Regions from separate parts of the Homo sapiens genome. Here region 2 is linked to region 1. Evidence: read pairs that join two places in POLR2A ChIA-PET (ENCODE). Cell type or tissue: PC-3. All regions are shown on one strand. Each heading gives the region's core, and the rest is flanking DNA. Links, peaks and the distances in the headings are about the cores only. Region 1 overlaps AP3S1 (adaptor related protein complex 3 subunit sigma 1). Region 2 has its middle 27 kb from the start of LINCADL.

Region 1 (8,341 bases), core at 211-8,210:
AGACCCATCAGTGTGCTGTATTCAGAAGACCCCTTCACGTGCAAAGACACACACAGGCTCAAAATAATGGTATGGAGGAATATTTACCAAGAAAATGGAAAGCAAAAAAAAAAGCAGGGGTTGCAATCCTTGTCTCCAATAAAACAGACTTTAAACCAACAAAGATCAAAAAAGACAAAGAAGGGCATCACATAATGGTAAAGGGATCAACCCAACAAGAAGAGCTAGCTTTCCTAAATATATATGCACCCAACACAGGAGCACCCAGATTCATAAAGCAAGTTCTTAGAAACATACAAAGAGATTCAGACTCCCACATAATAGTGGGAGAGTTTAACACCCCATTGTCAATATTAGACAGATCCACAAGACAGAAAATTAACAAGGATATTCGGAACTTCAACTCAGCTGTGGACCAAGTGGACCTAATAGACATCTACAGAATGCTCCACCCCAAATCAACAGAATATACATTCTTCTCAGCACCACATCACACTTATTCTAAAATTGACCACATAATTGGAAGTAAAATACTCCCCAGCAAATGCAAAAGAACAGAAATCATAATGAACAGACTCTCAGACCACAGTGCTATCAAATTAGAACTCAGGATTAAGAAACTCACTCAAAACCTTACAACTACATGGAAACTGAACAACCTGCTCCAGAGTGACTACTGGGTAAATAATGAAATTAAGGTAGAAATAAATGAGTTCTTTGAAACCAATGAGAACAAAGATACAATGTACCAGAATTTCTGGGACACAGCTAAAGCAGTGTTTCAGTGGAAATTCATAGCACTAAAATCTCCACAGGAGAAAGCGGGAAAGATCTAATATCGACACCCTAACATCACAATTAAAAGAACTAGAGAAGCAAGAGCAAATTCAAAAGCTAGCAGAAGACAAGAAATAACTAAGATCAGAGTAGAACTGAAGGAGACAGAGACATGAAAAACCCTTCAAAAAATCAATGACTCCAGGAGCTGGTTTTTTGAAAAGACTAACAAAATATATAGACCACTAGCCAGACTAATAAAGAAGAAAAGGGTAATCAAATAGACACAATAAAAAATTATACAGGGGATATCACTACTGATCCCACAGAAATACAAACTACCATCAGAGAATACTATAAACAACTCTACGCAAATAAACTAGAAAATCTAGAAGAAATGGATAAATTCCTGGACACATACACCCTCCCAAGACTTAAACCAGGAAGAAGTCGAATCTCTGAACCAGACCAATAACAAGTTCTGAAATTGAGGCAGTAATTAATAGCCTAACAACCAAAAAAAGCCCAGGACCAGACAGGTTGACAGCCGAATTCTACCAGAGGCACAAAGAGGAGATGGTATCATTCCTTCTGAAACTACTCCGATCAATGGAAAAAGAGAGTCTCCTCCCTAACTCATTTTTTGAGGCCATCATCATCCTGATATGATACCAGAGCCTGAGAGAGACACAAGAAAAAAGAGAGAATTTTAGGCCAATAACCCTGATGAACATTGATGCGAAAATCCTCAATAAAATCCTGGCAAACCGAATCTAGCAGCACATCAAAAAGCTTATCCAACACAATCAAGTCGGCTTCATCCCTGGGATGCAAGGCTGGTTTAACATACGCAAATCAATAAACGTAATCCATCACATAAACAGAACCAGTCACAAAAACCACATGATTATTTCAATAGATGCAGAAAAGGCCTTTGATAAAATTCAACACCCCTTCACACTAAAAACTCTCAGTAAACTACGTATAGATGGAACATATCTCAAAATAATAAGAGCTATTTATGACAAAACCATAGCCAATATCATACTGAATGGGCAAAAGCTGGAAGCATTCCCTTTGAAAACTGGCACAAGACAAGGATGCCCTCTCTCACCACTCCTATTCAACACAGTATTGGAAGTTCTGGCCAGGGCAATCAGGCAAGAGAAAGAAATAAACTGTATTCATAGAGGAAGAGAGAAAGTCAAACTGTCTCTGTTTGCAGATGACATGATTGTATATTTAGAAAACTCCATAGTCTCAGCCCAAAATCTCCTGAAGCTGATAAGTAACTTCAGCAAAGTCTCAGGATACAAAACCAATGTGCAAAAGTCACAAGCATTCCTATACACCAATAATAGACAAACGGAGAGCCAAATTAGGAGTGAACTCCCATTCACAATTGCTACAAAGAGAATAAAATACCTAGGAATACAACTTACAAGGGATGTGAAGGGCCTCTTCAAGGAGAATTACAAACTACTGCTCAAGGAAATAAGACAGAACACAAACAAATGGAAAAACATTCCATGCTCATGGATAGGAAGAATCAGTATCGTGAAAATGGCCACACTGTCCAACGTAATTTATAGATTCAATGTTATCCCCATCAAGCTACCATTGACTTTCTTCACAGAATTACAAAAAAGTACTTTAAACTTCATATGGAACCAAAAAAGAGCCTGTACAGCCAAGACAATCCTAAACAAAAGGAATAAAGCTGAAGGCATCACAATACCTGACTTCAAACTATACTATAAGGCTAGAGTAACCCAAACAGCATGGTACTGGTGCCAAAACAGGTATACACACCAAGGGAACAGGACAGAGGCCTCAGAAATAATGCCACACATCTACAACCATCTGACCTTTGGTAAATCTGACAAAAACAAGAAATGGGGAAAAGATCCCTGTTTAATAGATGTTGGGAAAACTGGCTAGCCATATGCAGAAAACTGAAAGCGGACCCCTTCCTTACACCTTATACAAAAATTAAGTCAAGATGGATTAAAGAGTTAAACGTAAGACCCAAAACCATAAAAACCCTAGAAGAAAACCTAGGCAATACCATTCAGGACATAGGCATGGGCAAAGACTACATGACTAAAACACCAAAAGCAATTGCAACAAAAGCCAAAATTGACAAATGGGATCTAATTAAACTAAAGAGTTTCTGAACAGCAAAAGAAACTATCATCAGAGTGAACAGGCAACCTACAGAATGGGAGAAAATTTTTGCAATCTAGCCATCTGACAAAGGGCTAATATCCAGAATCTACAAGGAACTTAAACAAATTTACAAGGAAAAAGCAAACAATCCCATCAAAAAGTGGGCAAAGGATATAAACAGAAACTTCTCAAAAGAAGACATTTATGCAGTCAACGCACATATGAAGAAAACCTCATCATCACTGGTCATTATGGAAATGCAAATCAAAACCACAATGAGATACCATCTCATTCAGTTAGAATGGCGATCATTAAAAAGTCAGGAAACAACAGATGCTGGCGAGGATGTGAAGAAACAGGAACGCTTTTACACTGTTGGTGGGAGTGTAAATTAGTTCAACCACTGTGGAAGACAGTGTGGTGATTCCTCAAGGATCTAGAACCAGAAATACCATTTGACCTAGCAACCCCATTACTGGGTATATACCCAAAGGATTACGAATCATTCTACTATAAAGACACATGCACACATATGTTTACTGCAGCACCGTTCACAATAGCAAAGACTTGGAACCAACCCAAATGCCCATCAGTGATAGAGTAGATAAAGAAAATGTGGCACACATACACCATGGAATACTATGCAGCCATAAAAAGGATGAGTTCCTGTCCTTTGCAGGGACATGGATGAAGCTGGAAACCATCACTCTCAGCAAACGAACACGGGAACAGAAAACCAAACACTGCATGTTCTCATTCATAAGTGGGAGTTGCACAATGAGAACACATGGACACAGGGAGGGGAACATCACACACCGGGACTTGTCAGGGGGTGGAGGGCTAGGGGAGGGATAGCATTAGAAGATAATGCTGTCCTACATCTACCTAATGTAGATGACGGGTTGATGGGTGCAGGAAACCACCATGGCATGTGTATACCTATGTAACAAACCTACACCTTCTACATATGTATCTCAGAACTTAAAGTACAATAAAAATATATATATATTACAAAGCTTTTCCTCACAGGAGAATTTCAACTATTAAATATTGAGGTATGATAGAAAAAAACCCCACCATTTGGTAAACACCATAAATATTAATAATTCTTTTAGGTAAGAATGATCAATAGATATTAAGATGAATTAACAAATATATGACTAGAAAAAGTATATTTACATAGTCTCAAATATTCCCCATAAAAATACTAGCACCATGGGAAAATGAAACTTTATGGTGCATAAACCTGTTGGACTCAAACTTAACCAAGTGATCATCACAAATATCACAAGTAGTGGAACAAATGGACATCATATACCTCCTGATATGATGCACTATGGACATAACATTATTTCTGTGGTATTCTTGCCCAAAATGCACAATCTAAATCATTAAGAAGTATCAAACAAACCCAAATTGGGGAATATCAAAATAACTGGCTAGTACTCATCAAAAGGATCAGTATATGAAAGACATGAATGAAAGACAAAGTTAAAGAATTGTTACACAGTAAAGGAGATTAAGAAGACATGGCAGCTAAATGGAATGTGTGAATTACATCCAGAATGAGAAAAAGGACATTTGAATGGGACAAGTGGCAAATTGTAAACAAGGCCTACAGATTATATAGTAGTGTATCAATGTTAATTTCTTGGGTTAATAGCTGTACTGTGGTTAATGTTAAATTTGGGGAGTCTCTCCACCATGTCCAATTCCTTCCTGAAAACCAACCATTCTACATTAGGACATGATGAATTTACCTTAAATCAAAGAAAAAGACCAACATAACCTGAGTTTTTCTCTTAAACCTACATTGAAGGGAAGAAAATAAATTTTAAGTCACTTCCAGCTCCAAAACTCTGACTTTAAGCACTTGAGTTCTAAACTACTTCCTTCACTACTGTGAAGTAACTAAGAAAAGCGTGTCTACTATATTCTAGACCATTTGCTGATTGTTTATATAAATTAGTTCTAATTCTTACAACAATGCTGGTGAGATAAGTATGAATATCAGCACTTACAAAAAAGAAAACTGGGGACAGATGAGGTTAAGTAATTGCCTAAAGTTATATAACTGTTATGTGACAGAGCCAAGATTCAAATCCATACTACCTGACTCTAACACCCTGACACTCTAAACCTGACGCCATGATGCCTCCTAAAAGAACTGCTAAGACATCAATGAAACATGTAAATTAGAAAAGCAGTTATCATCAAATTTGATACCAGGATTTGTCACAAATAGCAATGTAAATAACTGAGAATTATTATATTTGCAATTGCTGGAAATCAGACTTCTCAAGCATGAAAATAACACAGGAAAATAATTTTAGGAATCCTGCACAACTCTAACAATCTGACCCAAACTATTTTAAAAAAACTGGGGGTTGCCCAAAAATACATGAGAAACAAATCTTACTGAAAACAGAAAGTTTTAAATAACCTGGTAATACAGTATAATGTAGGAGGCAGAATTTTCCTAAAATGATCCTGGGCATTCACTTGAGTGCCTGGAAAATAAGCTCGCTAGGCCAGGAATCCCTCTTGCTCCAGCAGGAGGAACTGCACCAGAAACTCATCTTCCTCTGGGACCAAGAGTTGGTTCATCTCCAACAGGAGAGTTGCAAATTCCCACAATTTCCAAGTGCTGGACAGTCGGTTTTCCTAGGCAATTTTAAAAAACAGGTGGTACCCAAACCTACATAGCCCAAGGCTTAAACAGTGTATCTGTCACCCCACCACCAAGTGTGCTTTCAGGCCTACCATCATGATAGATGAGAACCATAATTGGGTGGGCCTTCATCGGCACACCACTGTATATTCAGTCGGTCAGAAGTACCTACCTCGCCATAATTTGCCAGGTGATGCTGGGAAGATCAGAGACCTTTCCTCACTTAAGTATTCTTGGCTTATAAATTTCCCCAATGAAGACTATTTCTTATCACATAAATGTGTCATATAAAATTCATTCCAAGCCATCAAACAACATATAGGATAAAAAGATTCAAAAATGCTTCTAACAATGAGAAAGTCAGAAAGATTAAAAAAAAACATATTTACTTCAGTTTGTGTACTAACAAAATAATATTTTATATGCCTTTCTTACAAATATATGCTTTAGTGATAATGTTAGCTAAAAACCACTGAAATGTTAATCATTTAGTCATGGGTTTCACATGAAATATCTTTTTTTAACGCTCACACCTACTCTGTGAATTGGTGTTATTATTATTATCCCTGTTTTGTGGATGAGGAAAGTTAGGGTCAAAGAGGTTAAATAACTTGCCAAAATTACATAGTATATGGCAGAGCTAAATGGTTTTAACCACTACAAGATAATAGATAGCTTTAATTCACAGGTCTTTCTAACAACCTCTTGTCTGTAGGCAACATGTTGAAACAAGCATGTAAAGTTAAAAAAAAAATTAAGGTCTATAAAGAATAAATAACTTGCTCAACATCATACTAAATGAGCATTAGCAGCCATGAATAAAATAATTCCTCAAAAGGTAGTTTAACAGTACTGTAATAATAACAAATATTATATATGGAGCTCCAGTTTAAATATACATTCTAACAACATGGTCAGAACGTATCTTTCTAAACCTAAAGAAAGTTTAGCTGTTAGTTCTCAATTTTGTTGTTTTTTTAATCTAGCTACAACTGAATAAGACTGATGCTCTGATTACTGTTACATGTGGTACAGAAAACTGTAACAGAGATTTGGAATTATCCAGTGAATTTATATGCCTCCATTATCAGCTTGGCATAATAAACTAATTAAGGACAATACAACTGCTTATAAATAACTCAACCCAACATTAATATTTAATAAACTTCTATTCTCATCCTGTAAATATTTTAACACTTCCAATAACAATATGCTACAACAGAAAGGACTCCTTAAAAAGCTAGCTATTAACTCTAGCATATATGGCATACATAGCAGTTAATATCACACTAAAATGGTATATATCAATAAAAAAAAGTCCACCCCTTTTTTCCAAACTTACAAGGAATTTTTAAAAAGAAACAAAAGAAAACAAAAACTGATCATTCGTTTGGGTAGCTGGTGTAAATTCTGTGGACTACCAATGTAAATTCAGTACTGGTGGAATAGCGGTGTAAATTCCATAACGAATTTATTAATAATGCCTTCTCCCAGATTTTATACAGATACAAAGTCATATTTGGGACAACATATGCATACCTTAGAGACACTAACTCTCTGCATTAAAATATATGCTTCCAGTTATATGAATGGTATCACTTTGATATTTAAAATATCAAAATTATAAGCATAGGTTTAATAGTTACATATTGAGTTTTCTTGATCTGTTCTCTAAAAGAATATGCAAGACCAAGAGGTTTTGATGTAAACTCTCTTGGTTTATAATTTTCCACTTTTACTTTTTACATTAAAATTGCCTTTCTAAAAACTAGAGGATGAACAAATTAAGAAAATCAGTTCTCTCTGAATAGCTATTTGATGAAACAGAAGCAGAAATAATAAGCTATGCACTTCCATCTTTGTTTATTCAACTGATGTTTTTTAAAGTGACTGACTCATGTGTGCTCAGTACACTCCCTCTTCAGTATTTAATGAACTGTGGTAATTGAAGGGGAAAGATCACAACCACAGAACTTCCAACATGTTCCTGATAGTGACAGACATAGTACCTATAAGGTGAATTACAGAAATCTTCTTTTTTGTGACACAATACATCAGCATGTGGTAACTCAGGGGTATTGTAAAAACAGCTCTAGCCTACTTTAGTAATCGGAAAATGACAAAGTCCTCCTGAAATCCTTTCTTCTGTATGTTATCTAATATCAAAACAAGTGATCAACGTGTGAAGCATGGATAAAAAATTTTGCAAAACACAAAAGATAGTTTCTACTTTCCACGAGTACATGACAGAATTTACTTTGGATATGATATATTAATACCATGTTTGTTCTTTGAAAACTCCCCATCTAATCCCCTTTGGAGATAGAACTACTTTCTCATAAGAAGATCAACAACAGCATCAAAATAATAATCAATGGTGATGACTTAATCTCAGGACGCAAGCATAAAATACTTCTGATTTACCTCTAGGAAAAGACACATTTGTTTTGGTCTTTCTTAATAGCAACATTTCTCTTCAATAAGAGACTAAATTTGAAATGGTACACTTTCTCCTGTTTTTCTTCCTGTAATTCTAGTGGCTAGGCTCAGGTAAATAAAAACAGTGTTTTGGAACATAGTGTGCATGTCTACCACTCTCTTCAGTCATGGGAAACAGAGAAATAGAAAGCATGGTTCTATATTAATTTTTTTTCTGTAAAAATATAATGCTCTCTTGACATAATGATAAAATGAATTAACTACTCCCCTAGGTGGGATAAACTA
Region 2 (8,341 bases), core at 226-8,225, 53 kb before region 1:
ACAGGGAACTCTCATGGATAGTCTACATTCTTTATAAATTAATAAACCCTCTATTGAGGATACTTTCATCTTTGTAGATGCAGCCCACAGAATACAATAAATCGTTTCACTTTTATTTGGTAATGTGATTTTTATTGAGCAATGAATCCTTTGTATATAAGTCAGAAGTTTATTGAATAAAAAGGAAATGTCTTAATAGTAAGCACTTGTATCATCATGGCATAAATAAGCTTTGAAGTTTCACATTAAGAACTTTGTTCTACTATATTTAGTGGTACTGAAAAGTAGTGGAGGGATCTACAAAGCAGACAAGCTTTAGGAAAACATTTTAAGGTTTTTGCAGAATAATTTAAATTTAATTTTAAAAGAAGATGGAATTCTTTGGGATTTTTTACTTGGGGTGAATAAAAGCAAGCATGCAAGTGCTAGGTCAAAAGACATGGCATTTACTGTTGGAGAGTAAGTACTATTGCTTTACAGGCCATTCAAAGATAAGCCTTGTGGCTAAACATTGCATAAACTTGACCTTGGCTCACAGATTTTAGCTTCCATACTTTACTCTTCCCATCTCAAAAGAATAACCAGTCGTGATTACCATGACCGCACTGTTAGGAATGACTAACACCATTTTTCCCGTTTATTTACCCTATTGGGTCATATTATCTTAAGGAACACTGGATAACTGTGTGTGATGCCGGTGACTCCTTGGCCATCAGTGGAACACAGTCAGTCTGAACTTGCATGCATGCCACATGAATGATCCAGATCGCCATATGCAGCTGTGACGCTGGTCAAAGCAGCATGTCATGTTTCTAATAAGCCTGTATGTTATTATAATACAGAACATACAGTCATAATACAGAACAGGTCACTTACCTTAGTTTGCACATGCTGCCCTTTGTAGTCAGCTCCTTCCCTTATTCCCAACCTTTGATAACCACTGTTCTTCATCCCTATAGTTTTGTCTTCTCCAGAATGTCATCTAAAAGGACTCATACGGTATGCAGCCTTTGGGGTCTGGTTTATTTCAATGAGCAAATATGCATTTGAGATTCCTCCATGTTGTTGGATAAAATCACTTAATATTCATATTCATATACCACACCTGCATAGTTTAGATTCTGCTCTGGTGAATCCCTTGAATACTGTTATTAGCTTTTTTATTGCAGTATAACAAATTACCATAAACTTACAGGCTTAAAACAATTCCCATTATAACCTCAAATTTTCCATGGGTCTGGAATCCATCCTCTGTCTAAGGTCTCACCAAGTTGCGACCAATGTTGTCCAGGGCTACAATCTCACCTGAGGCTCATGGTCCTCTTCTAAGCTCATTGGCTGTTGGCAGAATTCCGCTGTAGGACCAAGGCCTCTGTTGTCTTGCTGGCTGTCAGCTGAGCATCTCTCTCAGCTCCTCAGCTATCTCAGGCTGCTGCTTCCTGCCATGTGGCCCACTCTACAATATAGCTATTTGCTTCTCCGAGGCTAGCAAAAGTATGTCTCTCTTGCTTCAAATCTCTCCCTGCCCCAAATGCTTGGACCCTACCCTCTTTTTAAAAGCTTGCCTGATTAGACTGGATCCACCCAGGAAAATATTCCTCTTTGTTAATTCAAAGTCAACTGGGTAGGAACCTTAATGACATCTACAAAAGTCGCTTTACCTTTGCCACATAATGTAATCTAGTCACAGAAGTAAAGTCGTATCATATTCCCACACATTGCCCACACAACGGGGAGGGGATTATTCAGGGTTTGTACACTAGGATGCACAGATCTGGGGGACTATCTTAAACATTCTACGTATCATAATATCCTACTCCTTCCTACCAATTTAAATGCTTCTCAAAATCTCTCTCACATCCCACTTCTTTACAAAGTCTTTCAATGCTCATTTTCGTAGCTAACAAAATTGAGTCTCAGAGAGTATATGACAATGACTCCACTGATTAACAGCAGAGCCAGTACCACAGAGTTATTTCACCTCTGTAGCCATTACTTTCTGCATAGCAAAGGTAGGAGTTTAATGTGAAAATTTCTCAGGTCTCCCTGGCTCTAACAGCTATAGATGCAAGTGGGATGGCTCTGCGGTGAGAAACTGGGCAGGTCACTATGGGGGAACAGAGCAGTTCAACTTTCATCTTATTCACATATTGTCATACCAAGTAAAATTTTGTGTGAACCAAAATTTCAAGAGCTTCAGAAAAGGAGCTTGAACACCAAGGATTTAGCCTAGCCTCATCTTATGGATTAGAAATATAAGGACCTTTCTTACTCAACATGTCCAATTCTGGGAAGTGAGATGAAAGCCTTAATTGAGGGGTTGATTTGAGTCAGTACAGAGAACAATGGGCTTCTCACAAAAGTAAAGCACACATTACGTGTGAAGATGTCCGTGTCTTAATTCTTAGAATTTGTAAGTGTTGTTTTATATGCTAAAAGGTGCTTGGCAAAAGTGATTCAGTGAAGGATCTTCAAATGGGGAGATTACCTTGGGTTATCCTGGGGGGTTCTATGTAATCACAGGAGGCCCTAGAAGAGGGAGGCAGAAGATCAGAGAAAAAGAAGGCAATATGAAGAGGAGCAGAGAGAGATTTGAAGATGCTATACTCCTGACTTGGGACATGGAGAAAGGGGCCATAAGCCAGGGAATGTAAGGAATGCAGCTCTAGAAACTGGAAAAGACAAGGAAAATATTCTCTCCTGGAGCCTCCAGGAACCAGCCTTTCACTTTGCCTTTAGAGCAGTGAAACTGATTTTAGATTTCTAACCTCCTGCAAGAGAATAAACTTGTCTTGTTTCGAGCTGCTAAACTTGTAATAATCTGTTTCGGCAATAGGACACTGATATGTTAGGCATTAGGAGAGAAGTGTATGTCCAGGGGATATGTTAAAATAGAACAGGGATTCTCAAACTTTTTTGACTGCAACTTTTGATAAGGAATACATTTTACATCAATATCCAATATTGTCAGAGGCGTGTGAACCAGAGCAACTCCATCTTAAACAGGAGCTGGGTAAAATGAGGCTGAATCCTACTGGGCTGCATTCCCAGACGGTGAAGGCATTCTAAGTCACAGGATGAGATAGGAGGTCAGCACAAAATACAGGTCATAAAGACCTTGATGATAAAACAGGTTGCAATTGTTAGATATGAGTTCTAAATTTCTTTTCAAAGAATCAATATGTCAGTATGTTCAATTTTTTGCCTTCTACTTTTAAACTTAACTTCCTCGTAAAGCAACCTTTTTCGATCACCTGCCCCATCCTGACTAATTCCGATTACCTACTCCACCCTGACTCATTCCGATTACCTGACGCACCCTGACTCATTCCGATTACCTGCTCCACCCTGATTCATTCCGATTACCGGCTCCACCCTGACTCATTCCTGTTACCTGATGCACCCTGACTAATTCCAATTACCTACTCCACCCTGACTCATTCCGATTACCTGACGCACCCTGACTCATTCCGATTACCTGCTCCACCCTGATTCATTCCAATTACCGGCTCCGCCGTAAGTCATTCCGATTACCTGATGCACCCTGACTCATTCCAATTACTTGCTCTGTCATAACCATTTTTCCCGCCACACCACTCACCCCGTCGATCTCTTTAAATTAGCCAATCAGAATTAGTTTAGCCTGCACGGTCTAACCCTGGCCAATAGCAGAAAGACACAACAACGGGGGCCACGTGCGTCAGGGATAAGAACCCCTTCCCCTCCCTTGTCCAAGTGTGCGCTCATCGTTGCTCCATCTGTAAGGGTGCACCCTTCTATAGAAGTACCTTGCCTTGCTGAGAATTAAAAACAAACATTTATTTTCGAGTACTATTTCTTTTGTGGCACTGAAACTTTATAACACAGTAAAAGAGCCAGCCAAAACCCCCCAAAACCAAAATGGCAACGAGAGTGACTTCTGCTCTTCCTCACTGCTACATTCCCACCAGCACCATGACAGTTTACAAATGCCATGGCAACATCAGGAAGTTACCCTATATGGTTTAAAAAGGGGAGGCATGAATAATCCACCCCAAATAACCATAAAAATGGACAACCAGCAGCTCCCGGGGCTGCTTTGTCTATAGAGTAGCCATTCTTTTATTCCTTTACTTTCTTAATAAACTTTCTTTCACTTTGCACCACGGACTAGCCCTGAATTCATTCTTGCACGAGATCCAAGAACCCTCTCTTGGGGTCTGGATCGGGACTCCTTTCTGGTAACAATATGACTAAACATACAGCTGTGCACACACACAGAATAAAAAATCTTGCAAATCAGTATTATTCCACAAAATGTATTGATATTTTCTGTATTATTTTATTCTATTCCATTATTTCATTTTTTAAAAAATATTGGTTAGGACCCACTAAATAGATTGCATAATCCCTTAATCAGTATCTAACACTGGCATTCAAGGAAGAGAGTAGACTCTGAGAAGTGTAGACTGGGATCCAACTGAAAGGGGCTTTAAATGTCAGCCTCTTGACAGCATATGATAAATGCCTCTTAGTAGTTCATAGTTGGTGCCACTGCCATCAGGGCCCTAACAAAGTACAGACTATATACCAAGTGTTTCCCTAGAACTCTGAATTCTCTCTGTCAGTAGTTCTCAACTGAGGTTGGCTTTGCAACCCAGACTCATTCCAATTACCTGCTGCACCCTGACTCATTCCCAATTACCTGCTCCACCCTGATTCATTCCGATTACCTGCTCCACCCTGACTCATTCCGATTACCTGCTCCACCCTGACTCATTCCGATTACCTGCTCCACCCTGACTCATTCCGATTACCTGATGCACCCTGACTCATTCCGATTACCTGCTCCACCCTGACTCATTCCGATTACCTGATGCACCCTGACTCATTCCGATTACCTGATGCACCCTGACTCATTCCGATTACCTGCTCCACCCTGACTCATTCCGATTACCTGCTCCACCCTGACTCATTCCGATTACCTGATGCACCCTGACTCATAGGTGTCATAATAATGTTGGGCAGTGTCTGGAGATATTTTTGCTGTTACGACTTGGAGGGGGGGCTGTTGTTGGCATCTAGTGGGTAGAAACCAGGGATGCTGCTGCTAATCATCCTGCAATGCACAGGACACCCCCCCAACAACGATGAATTATCCAGCCCAAAATGTAAGTGCAGAGGTTGAAAGATCCTGCTCTGGCTGGATCTTCTCTCAGTCAGTTGTGTCCAGCAGTTCAATCTCTTTTGAAATCCTTCCCCAGCTGTGTCCTCCCTGTGCTCCAAAACTATGCCTCTCCTACCTGGTGTAAAACATCACAAGCTCTTATGAATTAGGCTTTTGATAAGTGATGGCTGCATTAAAAAGAGTGTATTATATAGTGAATCTGAAAGTGGTGATTGTGGATATGTGCAAAAGATCATCTTGGCACACGGTGGCCTATTCCAGGTTGCCACTGCCAGACTACTAAACAAGCAAATCTGCAAATTGTTTCAAATCTCCAGAACTACAGGGTAGCTAATTTCTGTCATCTAAACATGCATTTTAGTTTGGTAGATTTTACTGCAATCACATTTAAAGTACATTTAAAGATCATTTGAACAGGGCATAGGTAGTACTGGTCCAGTGAAAACTGAAAAGATAATGACTTCCACATTATAAAGCTGTTTAGAAGCTCTTTTTGTGCAAAAAATAATTTTACCAGTGTCTCTAATCCTATGTGGTCCATTGTAGGGCACTAGAAAGCAGCTTAAAGGTAGAAGGAATAGTCAGTAACCAGCGTCTGTTGTTTCTACAAATAACTAGCATAAAATATACCACATGTATGGGAAATAATATCTAATTAAAGCCAACATGGGACAACTTTCTGGGAGGCCCAGGCCACATTCACAGGGCCAGCTCATTGGAGTGGGGGTAGGGATAGAGTGGTGGTGGCGGTTAGTGTCAAAGGATGGAATATGAAAATAATCTATTTTAGCCTCCATATTGGGGGGAGAGGTCTTTGAAAAACATGAATATGTATTGTTAATAATTCTAGAATAAAGGTTTTTTAGGTTTGTGTATAGTATCTCTTCTGGTTTCATTGGAACATGAAAAGTACCTATAAAAATAAACTCCAGGAAGTGGAAGGTAAACTACAAAGGGAGTTTTAAATGTAAAAATTAGAACCTCTGCCCCTTCAAACTAAAACAGCTTCACTGTGGAAAATACTCTGATCTTAATTTCTGTGCTGCAATATGCAGTCTCTCCCCAACCCTAAGAGAGACTGGCGTAGTGGTGAGGAAAGGTCTTAGCACACCAAAATTCGGGAGCTTGAGTAGTTAAGAACGGTATCAGAGAGAGAAGGTTCCAGATGAGCACGTTCCAAGGAACAAACACTTGAAAGTGAAAAACTATTTACTAACCAGTGACTTGTTCCTTCTGTATTTGTATGGTCTTACTGCTGAGGCAAAGGCATGTAAGTTAAAAAAAAAAAAAGCCACAATTTTATGAAATGCTGAACTTCTTTGTGTTTGGCACATGCTAAGCACTCTATATGGCATGTAATCATCACAATAGTTCTATGAGGTAAGTACCACTGGCATTCCTATTTACAGATGAGAAAACAGACTTACAGAGATTATTTGGTTTAATTAAAAGACCAAACTAGGTTTGGAAATCGTGTTTTGACTCTAGAAGCCATGTAATTAATCACCCTCGGATATGCAGGACATGGAATTCTTTCAAACACTGACAATGGTTTATTTTATGATGGGCTCAAAGTAAAGGGACTTGTTAAGGTGTGGATGGTTGAAACGTTGGATATCAGTGAGTTTCTTTTTATTTTCTTTTTATTTATTTATTTTTTTTGAGACGGAGTCTTGCAGTGTTGCCAGGCTGGAATGCAGTGGCGCGATCTCTGCTCACTGCAACCTCCACCTCCTGGGTTCAAGTGATTCCCCTGCCTCAGCCTCCTGAGTAGCTGGGACTACAGGCGCCCACCACCACGCCCAGCTAATTTTTTGCATTTTTTAGTAGAGACAGGGTTTCACCATGTTGGCCAGAATGGTCTCGATCTCCTGACCTCATGATCCACCTGCCTCGACCTCCCAAAGTGCTGGGATTACAGGCCTGAGACACCACACCCAGCCATCAGTAAGTTCCTTTTTATCTTTTTCCCAATCCTATTCATTTTACTAAGCAATCTATTATAGAAGCTAGTTATAACATAGAAATTATATTTCCCAAATCCTGTGATCTTACACAGGCAAGTTACCTAGTATATAATAGGATATATATATATATATATATATATATGCAGTGGGTAACTTGATAGGCTATATATATATATAGTGTGAGGAGGCAGAGTATGTTAAATGTTTTGGTTTTGGCATCTCACTGAGTGAGCTGTATTGTCAGTAGTAGCAGAGTCCTAATGAAATCTGTCTCCAAAATGGCTGTGATTTCCACTAGATGAGCCATTATAGCTACTATTTATGGTACTCTGAAAGACACTCTTTTGGTCAGACTTCAATGAGCTGTGGAGTAACGGTGGATGCAAACTCCTTTCTTTGCCTACTGGTCTCCTGATTTGAGGAGCCAGAAGGACTAGAAGGCAGCTGCAGACTAAAAGCTAATGTGACTCTCGTTCTGCTTGAAAGCAGCATTTCCTTTTTGGGAACCAAGACTTCTATACCCATAGATCCTAGACTTGTGAGGACCAGAAGCACAAATTTCCCAAGTGGATCACTGGGAGAAGTGGGGCCGCTCCTACTTTTACCTCTTGATGCCTCGACTTACGGAGTCTACCTACTGGAGACACAGCACCATATATTTGTTATAATTAGGGTATATGTTACATCCTATAGAATATGTCCCTCTTCACAAGGTATCATCTCCAAGCTGGTGTTCAGGTGTCCCTTTAAAAGGCCATTTCATTACTCTATCAATCTAGCAGCTTCTAGGTTTCGGGGCTTGTGACAAGACCAGTCAATCAGTCTCATTGATCTGTATTCACTGCTGTACCTCCTTTGTTGTAAAGTGAATTCCTTGGTCCTTTGTGAGGTTATGTAGGATCCTAGGTAGGTGGATCAAACCCTTTGTAGGTCCTTGGATAGTGTTGTTGGCTGAGGCCATGCAGCCAGGAAAGGAAAGTTCATATCCAGAATATGTATCAATTCCAGTCAGAATTAATTTGCTCCCTATTCAAGATGGAAGGCATCCAAAGTTACTTGCCACCAAGTGGCTGGTTTCCTCAAGCGAAGGTGCTGAATCAGGGGCTGAGCCTTGCTCTCTGTTACTGGTAGATGGGATATTTGACACAAGCAGTAGCTCAATCAGCCTTGGTGAGCAGAAGCCCCTGCTGTTAGGACCATGTGCAGC

What was found. Peaks named below come from ENCODE experiments on the same cell type or tissue, not always from the same donor. Only the 100,000 strongest peaks of a DNase experiment are listed, where the experiment ranks them.
Region 2: POLR2A ChIA-PET joins it to region 1 with 6 read pairs; 2 of 35 experiments call an interaction of 5 or more read pairs at or near these places.

Annotation. Positions count from the first base shown.
Region 1 is chr5:115,872,798-115,881,138 of GRCh38, reverse strand. All of the region lies in intron 3 of AP3S1 (adaptor related protein complex 3 subunit sigma 1), which reads right to left. Among named protein-coding and RNA genes, the nearest start is that of AP3S1, 35 kb to the right of the region's middle. RefSeq lists a silencer at 448-645. In PC-3, for the core only: a CTCF peak has its summit at 5,510 (motif pointing right); a DNase peak (open chromatin) is centred at 7,568.
Region 2 is chr5:115,925,471-115,933,811 of GRCh38, reverse strand. No RefSeq gene overlaps it. Among named protein-coding and RNA genes, the nearest start is that of LINCADL, 27 kb to the left of the region's middle. RefSeq lists an enhancer at 2,660-3,859. In PC-3, for the core only: no CTCF peak of the experiment used is centred there; a DNase peak (open chromatin) is centred at 5,041; H3K27ac peaks cover 2,513 bases.